Regions from separate parts of the Homo sapiens genome. Here region 2 is linked to region 1. Evidence: chromatin loops called from intact Hi-C (ENCODE). Cell type or tissue: prostate gland. All regions are shown on one strand. Each heading gives the region's core, and the rest is flanking DNA. Links, peaks and the distances in the headings are about the cores only.

Region 1 (7,963 bases), core at 1,692-6,691:
TGGTGTACTCTCAAACTTTGGGTTGCTTGCAAATATGAAATGTAGAAGAAGCTATCCCAGTGGAGTTTTCATTTGCTTTTTCTTCAATATGAGTGAGGTTGTGCATCTTTTCATCTATTTAAGGGCTACGAGTATTTCTATAAACCATCCTTTCTATCTTTTGCTTATGTTTTATTGGGTGTGTGTGTTTCCTTATTTATTTGTGTGATTTGCTTATATATGACAAAATTAGTCTTCTTCCTGAGTATAGGTTTCAAATACTTCCCCCGATTTGTTTTCTGACTTCTGACTTGGTTAATGGTGGTGACTTTTAAACATGCAGATCTTTTAAATGTAGTCAAATATATCAATCTTATTCTTTATGGCTTCTCTGTTTGTGTCATACTTAGCCCTTTCCCACTCAGAGATTCTAAACCCTAAGCAGCAGCGGGTGGGATGGGGTGGAGTGGGATGGTGAGGGATGGGAATGATGTTCTCTTCTAGGTTTTTTAGGGATTTATTTTCACATTTAAATCTTTAATCCACTGGAATTTATTTTTGTGTAACAAGTGAGGTATTGGATCCAAGTTTCTCTTCCCCCAAGTAGCTTCCTACTTGTCCTAGATTCTTTTATTAAATAATCCATATTTTCTCCACTTATTTAAAACCTAGTTAACTTTTGAAAGAATACACGAAGGTCCATGACTTCTAAATTTGGCAGCAGGAGGAGGTCTAAGCTGCAGAATGTTAGATGAGGCTCTTAGCTCTTTCTGAATTGTATCTGTTGTTATTTGGAAAAAGAAGAAATAAAAGTGCATTGATCTGAAAATTTAATTCAACAAATAGCTGTGTGGGAGAGTGGAAACAACACAGGCTCTTAAGTTAGAAAACCTGACTTCACTTCTCATATTGACTAATTGTGGGGAAGTCATGCAACTGCTGTGTGCCTCAGCTTTCGCCTCTGTAAAAATGGACCTAATAATGGCATCTATGCCATAATATGCTGTGCAGTTAAAGTGCATTGGTGCTTTATAAACTGTACAGGACTACAGGCACATGAGCTGTTATCTGAATTTTTACAAGGTGGTACAGCATTGCCAGTTAACTTATACAACACAATTCTATATTTGTGAATGTTTCACCATTCTTGAAATCCTTTCAGCTTCTTTGAAGATGATTAGCTTCTTTCTCCTTGCTGGGGAGTATTCTGGGTTTGCTATTTTTAGTTTGCTTAAATGTGTTTTCTGACAGCTTCTGAGTGGCAGTGGGGGGTTGGTAGGAAAGGAAGAGGTGACCGGGAAGTTAGAATCATCCACTGGGTTTCGAGGGAGAGGGAGCTGAGGCCGCACCTGGAAGAATGATCTGGAAGGAGGTAGAAAATAGGAAACCATAGGGAGAGTGAATTAGCTTATTTAGAATCTTGTATATATAATGATTATCTAGTTAAACTTTTGTTTTATAATTTATAGCAAAGTTTTGTGGACAGTACAGAAGAATGGTGAGAGTCAGTTAATGCAGTGATCGAATCACAATCCCTCTTCTTATTAATAGTTATTTAACCTCTCCAAAGCCTTTTTCTCATCTGTGCCCAAGGGATTATAAAGATTGAATGAGACAACATTCATTTCTCATGCTTATGTGACTCTAGATAGGAGGTTGGAGTGGGCAATTGAGAACAAAGTGTAAATTCATGATGGTGACTTGTGTTTGCCCTTGGGAGATGCAGTAGAAATTGTCTGCAATCGAGAGGTGCAACTGGAATCTGGACACTCACTCTTCCCCATCCCATAGACAAATGCTCTACCTCACTTCAAAGGCAACAGAAGCCTAGGAGGAAGAAGATGCCTCTAATACCCTGTCAAGTTTGCAAGAAAGGACATGGGATGATGACTCCATTATCACAGGGGAAGGAAAAATGTCCAGGTGACAAGGGGTGGGGACAATGAGTGGGGGCTTAAGGGGGAGGGGGCATCCATGGGACCAGCAGAAGGATTGGGAGAAAGTGAAAACAGATATGGGTCACTAATTGAAGAAAAATGTGACTGTGATTTAATTTGTTGGAACCAGAAAAACCTGCTCTTCAGAGTTCTCTTCTGCAAGCCTGGCCTTATCAATACATCAATCTGGTCATCCATCCATCACATGGTGGCTGCTGTCAATCATGGTTCCCTGCGCTGGAGCCCTCCACACGCAGTATTACAAATGCTCCCAGCCCTGAGGGAAAGGTGGCTCTAAAATTCCTTTTCTGTCGAGCACATTTTGCGTATGCTTATTAAGTTTTAAAAATTTGGAAACAAGTTACCCAAAACATCCCACTCATCAGTTGGTCCTGGTGCTGTAACGAATTACAACAATATTTTCTCTCTGTCAATGATGGTAAGTGAATTCTCAAGAAGTATACTGGAAACCAGCACAGGATACTTTGGCCTTTTTGATGGGGGTCACGTGATTTAATTTTCATGGTGAATTTTGGTTAATTCTATACTAGTCTAGAGAATTGTACGTGTGTCCGTGTGTGTGTGCTCTCATGAATAAAAACCCACCCACAGAGCCCGCTCCATGGACCTGGACCTGTGCAGTCACAGAGGGCCCTACATTCAGAAGACTCTCACCTTGTCTCACAATTTGAAGAAGGGGACTCACATCTTCATTTTGCACTGGATCTCACAACATACATAGCCAGTCCTGCTCTCCATGAAATATTGGACTTTGTTCAAAAACACAAGCAAGTTTTTATGTTTTAATTTAATTTAATTAATTAATTTATTTAGAGATGAAGTTTCGCTGTGGAGTGCAGTGGCCTGATCTCGGCTCACTGCAACCTCTGCCTCCTGGGTTCAAGTGATTCTCCTGCCTCAGCCTCCCGAGTAGCTGGGATTACAGGCGCCTGCCACCAGGCCCGGCTTATTTTTTGTATTTTTAGTAAAGATGTGGTTTCATCATGTTGGCCAGGCTGGTCTCGAACTCCCAACCTCAGGTGATCCACCCACCTCGGCCTCCCAAAGTGCTGGGATTACAGGCGTGAGCCACCATGCCTGGCCACAAGCAAGTTTTAAAAAATTTGATAGTTATCAGTATTATTAAAATACCTACCATTCAGGGATATAGAAAAATCATATACCAATGCATACAGGGAAAAATGCTTCATCATGCCAGTATACACAAACATCATGAATCTTGAAAGAACAGCAGTAAAGAAATGGTTTTGTTTTGAAAGGATAAAAAAAACTATAGTTAATTTTTTTTGTTTGGGAGTATTAATTCTCACTATATCATATCCTGCTGTTAGAGGAAGTGAGAGAGAAACGAAAAGACTGAGAACAGAAGATCAGTCAAGGGTATAGAAAAGAAACAGAGAGGAATCAAGGAGTGGGAGATTGAAATGAATCAAGCACTAAGCCCTGTCGTCTTCTTTTGATGCAAAAAAGCAATTTGCATGGTCACTCCTTCTGATGGGGTCACCCTGATACTGATTTATCGGGGACACAGTTTATGTACTATCTTCACAGCATGCTTTTAAAATTTTTGTTCATCTGGGCTTGCTTTGAAAGAGACTAGAAACCTCATCGTGGAGATCTCTTTGGGTCGCTGGACTCAAAGTAAAACCAAGCTGTGCAGGAGGTTTTGATCTTTGAACTTTCCCTATGGTTGCAGGCTTGCCTTAATCTGTAATAATAAAGTTTTAAAAATAAGTTAACCTCTTTTCTTATATGGTGCAAATATATCTTTCTCCACTAAAGTTTCAGTGTTGCTTTTCTTTTGTGGCCCCTGCCATTTCTTTCACCTTTTCTTTTAAACAGATACATGTTCACTAAAAAAAAACGACTCTGTTGCTTTAAGAAGAAAAAAGTTACACTCGGTCAGTCTGAAAATGCAACACCTGGCGCCCATATTTAGAAATGTTAAAACACACACACATACATACACACACACATTAGCCTTTGGCACTGAACTGTGCAAAACATTACAGGAAGCTCATTGCTTAAGGGCAGTTGAGTTTAATCATTTATTTGTAAGTCAGTTGTTTGGTACTTAAAAGCACTTTTTCCCATAGAAGCAAAGCTATAAATGGTGTTTTGGTCCCCAGGCTCAAAAGACTGTTGGAGAAACGTCTGCCCTGGAGATGAAAATAGAAAATGATTCTGTGCTGATACAGTAATTGAGCCAAAAAGAAAAGCTAACAAAGCAAGGAATGGTTGGCCTTGAATGCTTATACTGGAAGAGGAATGGATTTCACCTGATGTTGTGGTGGAGGCAGCTGGGGATTTCCAAGGTGCCTGTGGGTCCTTCCAATGGCCCAGGCTCTTTGCGTGTTCAGTTTAAAGCCTGGGCATGTTCTTCATCCTCCACACCAGTCTGCATTCAGCAGTGCTTTTGTGTCGCTCCCATGTTTGGGTTCTATTTTGGCTCAGAATGGTAAAGAGAGTGAGAGAGGAAGGGAAATCTTTCTAGGGTGTCTAGGGTGTTGGAAAAAGGGTGGAGTAAAGGAACCCAGGTGACCTTGTGGTACCTTAGCTCTCTGTGTTCCTTTGGAATGGAACATCTTCTCTGTGCTCCTCTAGCCACACAGGAAACCTATTTGGATGTAAAGGTCCAGCTCACGTATGTCCTCTTCTCTGGGAGTCTGTCCCTAATTTTCTGAACTTCCCCAGTGCAGCTTTTCCATATGTCTGTGAAAGCACACTTTACATCATTTGGTTATTATTTATTTGTATATGTCTCCTCCATTTGACTAGGAACCCCTCAAAAGGAAGAAATAAATTCATTTTTTAAAAAATCTCAGGAACCTACACAACCTATAAATGCATGCTCCATTCATCTAAGTTGGAGCCAAGCTGTGAGCATTAAAAAAAAACAGGCCTGAGGGAGAAGACAGCGGGGACATCATCCCACCAAAAAGAGAGGTTGGGGGTTATGGGGAAGAGATCTGCACCAGAACCTGCCCATCTCACCCCATTTACCAGAGCTTCATTGGTCCAGAACCACATGCCTCTTATCAATGAGGAATGAAAGAAGGAGCCCTTGAGACCATGTGTAAGCTACTGCTTGACAACTATGGTGGATATACTTTGACGTTTCCCCAGCAGCCATTTTTCCCTTCTTCCAGTGACATCTCCTGATAGTCATGGAGTGATCACCCTATATATATAGGCTTGGGTGTGTACTAACCTAGCTCTAGGATGGAGGATAGGGTATTACTTTCCCTCTGGCTTTGGTGTTTGGCTCAGAGATGGAAAGACAGACAAAATATCCAATCAGGGTGAATCTCATTACTTTTGAGGGTGCCATCTTTATCCTGCTGTACTTGAACCTGAGGGGCTGTGAGTCCGGGGCAGCTGGAATGGTGGTGGTGAATATTTAACAACTGGCTCTCGAAAAACAACTCTGATTTGTAGCATTTGCCAATTCGTGTGGTGGAAACACTTCCGTCATGCTGATTTCAAGCTCTAACATAATGTTGCTGACCATCATAGTATTTCCATTGTAGACGTAAGTACAATAGATGAAACTCACCTCAAGAGCATAGAAAATATAAAATGTAAAATAGGAAGACATGAATTTTGAGTATTTATAACATTTTAAAAATATAATTTATTGAATTATAATCTTATATAATTTATTTTTTTCAAATAATGGCTGTGTTAACAATAGATTCACAAACTTTCTGAAAATTTAACAATTTTCTCTGAATAGTTGATATGAGCTAGATCCAGCAGCACACTGAGCCAGAGCCAGCTGGCCACCTTTAAGGAATAAATTAGCTACGACTCACACAGAGTGAAAAAAAATGGTCCTAGCCATAGTGTTTGGTTCCTAAACTCTGCAGCCTGCTCAGATGCAGCACATTTGGATATACCAACAATTTCCTTTTTTTAAATCCAGCCTGAGTTGGGCTGTTACTTGCAGTTAAAAGAGTCCTAAATGAAACACAAATATTTTTTATATGTTTGACATTTGTAAGTAAAACTACCATCTTACAGTATATAGCAGGTTTGATGCAGGACAGGCAAGCCCTCAAATTGGGGCTTAGCCTGGGAGCCTTCTTGGCGTCACCTAGGAAAGAATTCAAGGGTGAGCCAGTGGTGTTAAACTGCAACTTTTATTGAAGCAGCGGTGTACAGCAGCAGCAGAGGTTCTACGCCATAGGCAGTGTGCCCAGAGCATCAGCTCAGAGATAGTGCAGCATTCATATTTATGCCCACTTTTAGGCGTGGTTTATGCAGAAATTTCTAGGATGAGGATGGTAACTTCCAGGTTGTCGGGTCATTGCCATGGAAAGGGGCAGTAACCTTTGAGTGTTGCCATGGCAACTGTAAACTGACACAGCACACTGTTGGGCGTGCCTTAGCGGGAGGTGCTTCTGCCACGCACCTGTTTTAGCTAGTCCCTCAATTTGGTCTGGTGTCAGAGCACCGCCTCCAGAGTCCAGTCCCACTTCCTACCCCAGGTTGAATGATAGTCCTCCAAAAGATAAGTCTACTGCCTAACACTTAGAACCTGTGAATGTGACATTTTTTGGAAAGCGAGTATTTGCAGATTTGATTATATTAAGGATGCCAATTTGAGATTATCCTGGATTAAGTGGGTGGGCCCTAAATTCAGTAACAAGTGTCCTGATAAGCAACACAGAGGAGAGACTTGGAGAGAAGTGAGAAGACCATGTGAAGACAGAGGCAGGGATTTGAGGTATACAGCCACAAGCCAAGGAGTGGCTGGAGCCACAAGGAGCTGGAAGAGACAAAGAAGGATTCTTCTCCAGAGCCTTTGGAGGAAGCATGGCCCTACTGACACCTTGATTTCAGACTTCTGGTCTCCAGAACTGTGAGACAATAAATTTCTGTTTTTTTAAGTCACCATATCTGTGGTCATTTGTTATGGCAGCTGTAAGGAACTTATACAAAGCAGTTATATTTTACCTGTACACAAAGTATGTTTCCAATTTTTACTGTAATTTAAAAATAAATCCAAAGATCTTAAGATTTTAAGATTCTTTAAATTTAGGAACATTTTTTAAGTGGATATGATAATCACCCAGAGAGAATCACACTTAGACTTAATGTATCAGTGTGTTTTCCTTTGTGTTTGTGTGCGAGATTATAAAACCTGAATCAAACTATATGGACAGTTTCAGGCCCTGCCCTTTTTTTTTTTTTTTTTTTTGGTCCATTGTAAAGATTTTCCTATATGGTTATAGATTATTTGAAAACACTGTTTTTAATGGCTGCAGAGCATTCCACTTACGGCTATATCATAATTTATGAAGTTATTATATTATTGTTGAATGTTTACATCGTTTCTAATTCTATACTGGTATAAATAATTCTACACTTAGGAAAAATTAATAAAATTTTATATTTTTCTTTTAAGCATATGAACATTTTAAGAATCCTGATACCTAGAACCAAACTGCCTTCTAGGAAGTTTCTATCAATTTGTTGTCCTGTCAGTGGCAAGAGCACCCATTTAACAATGCCTTTGCCAAACCTGAATTTTATAACTTTTTAAAAGCTTACTTTGGTAGGTTAAAAAATCAGTGGTATTTTATACTTGGTTTAATTTGTGTTTCTTTGGTTTAGTGGGATTGTGAGCTAGTTTATATTTTTATCAGCCATCTGGATCTCTTCTCTTGTGAATTAACCTTTTGTGTTCTTTGCTCATTTTTCTATTGGAATATTAGCCAGTTACTTATTGATTTGAAAGACAGTAATGTTATAGAATATCTAAAAAGATTTCTTCATAAAAAGTGGCTTTCTATAAATATTTGTTACACTTTATATACCGGGTCTTCTCATTTGTAAAAAAGCAGAACGTTGAAATCACACAGATTGGCAGTCGTGGTCTGGAAGGATGGTAGTGACGCATTCAATTCCCTCGCTCCAGCTCCACATACATTCTTTGATATTTCCAGTCTGTCCAGTCTTTGGTTTGCCATTTCTTAAGAAGGAATTTGAATTATTCCACTCAGATAATCTCAGGTTGGAGA
Region 2 (7,963 bases), core at 1,008-6,007, 250 kb after region 1:
AAACAAAACTTAAAAACACTCATGGGATGGGCTCATTAGGAGAATGGAGATGTCAGAGTAGTCAGTGAACTTCAAGGTAGATCAATAGAAATAGTACAACCTGAAAAAAAGTTGGAAACAAATGAACAGAGACTTGGAGACCTGTGGGATAATACCCAGTGGTCTAATGCTTATGTCATTGGAGTCTCTGAAGGAAAGGAGAAAGAATATGGTACAGAAATATTTGGGAGAATAATGGCTGAAAATTCCTCTAATTTGAGAAAAGACAAAAACAGATTCAGAAACTCAGGTGATGCTAACAAGGATAAACCCAAAGAAATCTATACCCACACACATAATAAAACTGCTAAAAACTAGGCTGGGCACAGTCGCTCAAACCTGTAATACCAGCACTTTGGGAGACCAAGGTGAGTGGATCACTTGAGGCCAGGAGTTTGAGACCAGCCTGGACAACATGGTGAAACCCCATCTCTACTAAAAATACAAAAATTAGCTGGGCGTGGTGAGGTGCACCTGTTATCCCAGCTACTTGGGAGGCTGAGGCAGAAGAACTGCTGGAACGTAGGAGGTGGAGGTTGCAGTGAGCCAAGATTAAGCCATTGCACTCCATCCTGGGTGACAGAGCAAGACTCTGTCTCAAAAACAAACACACACACAAAAAACCCTTCTAAAAAACTAGAGAAAAAAATTGAAAACAACCAGAGAGAAACAAAACATTACTTATAGGGGAAGAATGAAAAATTCAACGTATGGTGGGTCTCTCACCAGAAACCAAGAAGACCAGAGAGAAATAGAACAAAATTTTTTAAATGCTGAGGTGCCACAGAAAAGAATGAAATCATGTCCTCTGCAGCAACATGGTTGTAGCTGGAGACCATTATCCTAAGTGAATTAATGCAGGAACAGAAAATCAAATATCACATTCTCACAAGTGGGAGCAAAACATTGGGTACTCATGGACATAAAGATGGCAACAATAGACACTGGGTACTACTAGAGCAGGGAGGGAGAGAAGGGGGGAAGGACTGAAAAACTAACTGTTGGTTACTATCCTCACTACCTGAGTGATGGGCTCATTCATATCTGCAACCTCAGCATCATTCAATATATCCATGTAACAAACCTACACATATGCCCCCTTAATCTAAAATAAAGGTTGAAATTTGTTTTTAAGTCCTGAGAGAAAAGAACTGTCAGGCCCAGAATTCTAATCCTGCAAAAATATCATTCAGAAATGAAATTAAAGACATTTGAAGATGAAAGAAAACAAAGACTTGTTGTCAGTAAACCTGCTCTAAAAGAATTGCTAAAGGACATTTTTTAAACAGAAGGGAAATAATACCAGAAGGAAACTTAGCACATCAGGAATGAAGGAAGAACAACAGAGTGATAAATGTTTGGGTAAACATTCTTTTCCACTTGAGTTCTTTAAAATACATTTGATGGTTAAAAGCAAAAATGTGAACATTGTCTTCTAGTGTTTTCAGCATATACTTCAACAGATACAATATATTAGACAATTATACCATAAAGGCAGAAGTACAAAAGAATATGTGGTAAGATTTCTACATTCCACTTAAAAGTGGTAAAAAGTAGATTCTGTGTAGGCTGTGAAAAGTTAAATGTGTATTAGGATAATCCCTAGAAAAACTTAAAAAATATATACAAAAACATATAGTCAAAAATATAATAGATACATTAAAATGAAATACTAAGAAATGTTCAAATAACCTGAGAAAGCAGGAAAGAGGAAACAGTGGAACTGAAACAGAGCAAATGAAATGCAAATAATGAAATGATAGACCTAAGTCCAAACATACCAACAATTACATTAAGTGTAAATTGTCTAAACACACCAATTAAAAAAGATTATCAGAGGGTATAAAAAATATCATAGGCCAGGCATGGTGGCTCACGCCTGTAATCCCAGCACTTTGGGAGCCTGAGGTGGGCAGATCATGAGGTCAGGAGATCAAGACCATCCTGGTCAACATGGTGAAACCCCAGCTCTACTAAAAATACAAAAAATCAGCTGGGCATGGTGGTGCACACCTGTAATCCCAGGTACTTGGGAGGCTGAGGCAGGAGAATTGCTTGAACCCAGGAGTCGGAGGTTGCAGTGAGCCGAAATTGCACCACTGCACTCCAGCCTGGCGACAGAGCGAGACTTCATCTCAAAACAAAACAAAAACCGTAACTCAGGTATATGCTGTCTACAAGAAACTCATTTCAACTATAATTATATAGGTATGTTAAAAATAAAAAAATGAAAATATGTATACCACACAAACCCTAATCAAAAGAAAGCTGGAGTAGCTACATTAACATCAGACAAAACAGACTTCAGAGCAAAGAAAATTACTGAGACTAAAGAGGGACATTGTATAATGATAAAAGAGTTAATTCATTAAGGAGACATAAATCCTAAATGTGTGTCCATCTAACAATAGAACTTAAAATACATTAAACAAAAACTAACAAAACTGAAAGAAGAAATAAACTCCCTGGCCAACATGGTGAAACCTCATCTCTACTAAAAGTACAAAAATCAGCCAGGCATTGTGGCAGGCGCCTGTAATCCCAGCTACTCAGGAGGCTGAGGCAGGAGAATCGCTTAAACCTTGGAGGTGGAGGTTGCAGTGAGTTGAGATTGTGCCACTGAACTCCAACCTGAGTGGCAGAATGAGACTCCTTCTCAAAAAAAAAGACATAGAGAAACTTATAATTACAGTTGGTAACTTCAACACTCCTCTTTCAGTAATAGAACTCATAGACACAAAAGTAGCAAGGATATAGGAAAAATAAACAACATGTCAACCAAATGGACTAAAAGAAATTCCCATCAGTAGGGGAATGGTTTGAATAAGCTGTAATAAATAACATTTACAACCAAGGTTTCTACATACTACACAACTCTAGGGGTCCTTGCACATAAACTTTCGAGTCATGTGGTGCATAACCTCCTTAAGTGTATGCAGTGGTCCTGCCCACACTGTAGAATGTTATGCATCCTTTAGGAAACATGAATAGTTCACTTGGAGGTGTTTTACTATTTTTGAAGGAAAAAAACAATATGCAGAAAAACATATGTCATCTCATTTTTCTAAGACAGTAACAGATGCATATATGTGCATGTGTGTGTGTGTTGGCATATGAATATTTGAGAATGTTGGTGAAGTGAAAGGATACATGCAACATGGTTGGTAAGAAGGTAGAAGAAGTGAACAATGTGGGTGGGGAGAGGAGAGCAGTGGACAGAGACTCAAGCGAAAAAAAGAAAAAACCTGCATTTCAAAAAACATGATGACATTTATGCACTTATATAAAATAATGAGTATCTGTAAAAAATAGTTTTTAAAGTAATTTCAAATATAAAAAAGAAAAATATTATTTTATTCAGTTGCTTAAAACTTTTCAATGATTTCCTGTTGCACTGTAAATAAAATCCAAACTCTTTACCAAGACCTACGTGATCTGGTCCTATCTACCTCTCCAGACTTATGTGCTACTACTCTCCCTTCCCCAGGCAAGTCTCTTTTTGGACAGAAGGACTTCACAGTTGCAGTTCCCTCTACCTCAAATGCTTTTTGCCACTGGTCTTTGCATGACTGGCTTCCTCTCATCTGTGGCAGACTCTGATTTGCCTACCCAACAGCCACCCTCTCCTCCTTCCTTACCAATAGGATACTGACTTTAGTTGGGAGAGCAATATGTCCATTTAAAATACTTGATCTCCCAGGCTCCCTTATGGCTAGGAGTGATACAGTTCTGGCCAAAGGGATATAAGTAGAAGTTACTGGCATGGCTTCTTGGCAAGCTTTCTTAAAAGAATGGAACCAGTTGGCATCGTCTGTCTTCCCCTTCCTTTTCTACATTTTTAAGCCATGAAAATGGTTGTGAAGCTAGAACTGAGGTTCTCAAAGTGTGGTCCCCAGATCAGCCGTCTCAGCATCACCAGGGAACTTACATGTGCAAATTATCAGGCATCACCCTGATAATTTCTGAATCAGAAACCCTGGGGGTGGGGCCCAGCAATCTGTGTTTCAACAAGCCCTTCAGGTGATTTTTATACCTGCTGAAATTTGAAAGCCACTGGGCTAGAAAATAGAAGTCTCTTTAGAGATCGCAAAGAAATTGGATGAAGTTAGTAGGCCTCTTGCACCAAACTTGGACTGCCTCCTCTGGACTTGGAGACATGTGAAAAATAATCCCTATTTGGTTAAGCTACTGTGGTTAGGTTTCTGTTACACGCAACTGAATGCAATTCTAATGTTAAATCATTTTTAAAATATCAGCTTAAATGTTATCTCCTTAGGCCTTCCCTGACTGCTCTGCTTATACCCTTCATCCCCACCAAAGTCCTTCTCTATCATCCCATCCTATTTGTTTCCTTTAGAGCACTCATCACACCCTGAAATCTTCTCACTTACTTGCTGTGGTTTGTTTCCCCTTTAAAAATGTAAGACTCACACTGGTAGAGTCTTTGTCTTTTCACCACTGTGCTCCAGCACATTATTAAATAGATAATACACAGTATCTGGCATGTAATGGATGCCCTGTAATTATTTATGGAATGATATAAAGAACTTTGCAATTATACATTCCACTTAAAATCATGTATTTTTCAAATGTTTTCATGAAAAAAAGATTCATTACAGATAATTTCATGATTTTCAGGAAAAAATTTAATTGAAAAAGTAACACTCATGTAAAAAGGATACAATATAAAAAGGTCCTCCATGCTTTCCTATGAACACTTGCTACCCTACTCTTAAGCAGTCTATCAATTCTAAAAACCCTGAACAACAAATAAAATAGCTATGTAAATATTCAAAGCTGTACAGAAATGAGTTGCATGAATTCAGTCTGTCTTTGGCATCCTCATCTTTCCATCAGCATCATTTTGTGCTAAATCAATCAAAGTGGGGGACTTGTTTAATAATAAAACTTCACATTAAATTTAAACAAAAACATTCAAATAAAAGTAAAAATTCTGATCAGTTTTCTTATGCATGCCACAAGACACATACAGTTAGGTTTTAACCTGGGAGAAAAAAACATTCCTTCACCCATGTCCCTACTTTGCCTCTTCTAGTAATCTCAAGCTTGGTCCAAGACTAACATCACCACAAATAAGTGAGGCCTTTTCTGGCACCAGCCCATGCACATTTAGGAAACAGATACAGATTGGGTATTCCCTGCAGATACATTTGGGGTCTCTGCTCTCTGCTTGTGGGAGTGAACCAAGAAACCTCAGTGGTTCTTCAATGGGAGAGGTGAATGTTCTTTTATCTTTACCTCATACAAAACTGCTCTGGTCAACCTTTGGAAATCCATACTCCTTGATTATTTCTTTTTGATAAGTTATTTTGTCATATGTAAGTAAATTATATAAACACATTTCTTTTAATGAAGGACAAAACAATAAACTAGAAGAAAGTATAGTGCTTCCTACTTAGACCCCTGTCCAGTCTTTCTTGAGGGGCTCTTAGGATCTAGATAAGCCACTACTAAGAAAGAAAAGCAGCAAAAAGTGCCAGAGGCAGAGTTGGGGGCTGCTCACTAAGGAAAAAAAGAGTCCTGAGATTTGTCAAGACCATTTCCTCCCTCACAGAATTGGGAGAAATTAGAGTTTCCTGGGAGTTCCTTCCAAATACATGGAGCTGTAAGAATTTCATGTCAGTAGCATCCAAAGTGCAAACTTTTGAGAAGCTTCCAGAAGCCAACATCAGCCCAACATGGTAGATTTTATTTTATTTTTCTTTACCAGTGAAATAACATTTTATCCATGAGAGGCAATGACCTTAGTTTTCCACTCGAGCAGCTTCCATCTGAAATTGTATCAGACCCAGCATCAAACGTACCAGCCTTAGTTTAGTAGTGACAACATTCTATAAGGCTGGGCTCTCCCTCATAACAGTGCATCAGAATTATCTGGGGAGCTTGTTGAAAATAATGCAGAGTCTGTAGCTTCACTCCCAGAGGTGCTGATTCAGTGGGTCTTGAGGAGGATCTAGTAATCTGCATTTTCAACAAGGCTCTCCAGATGATTCAAATGGAGGTGGTGTGAATTCTACAATTTGAGAAACATTGGTCTTAGGAGAAGAGGCCAAAATTGCTTCTTTCCCAGAATAAGACCTACTGCAGACAGTGACCCAAGAAAGCCAGACTATCCAAAGGTCCTTCCTGGAGAGGTCTCTGGTGAGAAGCTCATCTAGACTCCTCCTCAAAGACTCACTCAGGGGTGCGAGTCTCCATAGTGCCCAGCTCTGTAAGTGAATCAAAAATTGGGCCCAGCACTTAGCTGGACTTGAGAATAAACAGCAAAATCTCAAGGTACCAGAAAAGTTTTTGTTGGTACTAGAGGACTATAGTACAATCTTTTACTTTGCTCTGCTTCCTTTTCATTGATGTTGAACTAAGGAAGCCAAATAGACCCACACAGATAATATGTTGTTTGGGTATGGGTGAATGTATACAGCTAAAGCAAATTCTGTCTGGGGAAATTCAGCAGAGTGAATTCCAGTTTGATAAACAGCATCAATAATTGACTGTACATCAATGTATGGCATCTGGATGGGAAATCCCGTGACCTGGATCAAAGACAGAACAGCACATAAACCCACATTACAACTGGGTAATCTGGAATTACTGTATGCAAAAAGATCACAAAAGCCTCAAAGAAATAGTACTCATAAAATACTATAATAGTTGTCTGTGGGTGCCAAATTATGTTCTAGGTACAGCTAAATGCTTCACATACATATTTAATCCTCAAACAACCCTATGAGGTAGGTATTACTATAATCCTTACTTTACAGATAGGAGCACAACCAGGTCTGAGTCCAAAGCCTGCACATGTAACATTCCACAAACTTTCTAGAGAGCAAACTGCTGGTGAGAAAATTACTTGATTCTACATATGGGGGATTTAAGTGAGAATTTCAGAACAATTTATTCAACATCGATTCAGTTTATGTTTATTAAGTGACTACTATGTGATGGGATTAAAGGATTGTGGAACATGGTCCCATGGAAAATTACCTGTTTAATAATACATAGATGACAACCATTCTTTCACACTGTAATTGCTTAGCTCAGGAGGATTTTCCTGATCCTTAAATCTGTTCACACGCTCTTCCCATGTAGTTGTGTAGCACACTGTCCTTCCTTGAGCTTACTTAATAAAATATGTTGCAATTACCTGTTTTCTGGTCTCTCTCTAACTAACCCATAATCTCTGCAGATGTACAAGACTGTATCTGTCCTGTGTACTACTATAACTCCAGTGTCCAGCATAATGCCTGGCACATAGAAGAAAAAAAATAGATAGCATTTACTAAATACTTACTAGGTGTTGGGTGCCATGGTAATTATTAACTCACATAATCCTCAAGACAATGATAAAATGATAACTTTTTTAAAAAAATTCCTGTTTTCTAATGGAGTAGAGGGTATAGAGAGATTCGGTCACTTGCCCTAGGTCAAAGCTACTGAGTAGTTAAACTAGGATTTGAGCATGGGCTGCAGGGTTTAGTCCAGTTTTATTGTAGACTATGTATTACTAAATTGATTATTTTACATAGGTACTCCACATTTTAAACCTTGGCTTATATTTAACTATGCTTTATTATCTGTTTATCTCCTAATTCTACTAAAAACAAAGCAAAACCTACCTTACTTCTTTTACCATATGAGGAAACAGCAAGAAGGTGTATTATATATACAAGAACCCCTTTTCTGCCAGCACTTTGATCTTGGAATTCCCAGCTTCCAGAACCATGAGAAATAAATTTCTATTGTTTATAAGCTTTAAAATAAAGCAAAGCAAAGCAAAAACAACTTCCTCCCTATTCATGAGTGAATAGTGCCTGTAGATCCCTCCCTCCCCACCTAAGTACTCAACTCCCAATAGATTCCTTACTTCATCTCAGAGAGTTCCCTAGCAGACACCCTCTAGTCT

What was found. Peaks named below come from ENCODE experiments on the same cell type or tissue, not always from the same donor. Only the 100,000 strongest peaks of a DNase experiment are listed, where the experiment ranks them.
Region 2: it touches region 1 in a loop (2.6-fold over the local background); 14 of 110 quality-filtered maps call a loop at or near these places.

Annotation. Positions count from the first base shown.
Region 1 is chr10:96,283,866-96,291,828 of GRCh38, reverse strand. No RefSeq gene overlaps it. Among named protein-coding and RNA genes, the nearest start is that of BLNK, 16 kb to the right of the region's middle. RefSeq lists enhancers at 3,453-3,622, 4,133-4,352. In prostate gland, for the core only: no CTCF peak of the experiment used is centred there; a DNase peak (open chromatin) is centred at 3,908; H3K27ac peaks cover 585 bases.
Region 2 is chr10:96,030,450-96,038,412 of GRCh38, reverse strand. It overlaps CC2D2B (coiled-coil and C2 domain containing 2B), which reads right to left. Exons shown (of 35, transcript NM_001349008.3): 35 at 4,668-6,593. The coding sequence ends at 6,405. The region is part of intron 2 of ENTPD1-AS1 (ENTPD1 antisense RNA 1); the gene reads left to right. Among named protein-coding and RNA genes, the nearest start is that of CCNJ, 9.2 kb to the left of the region's middle. In prostate gland, for the core only: no CTCF peak of the experiment used is centred there; no DNase peak of the experiment used is centred there.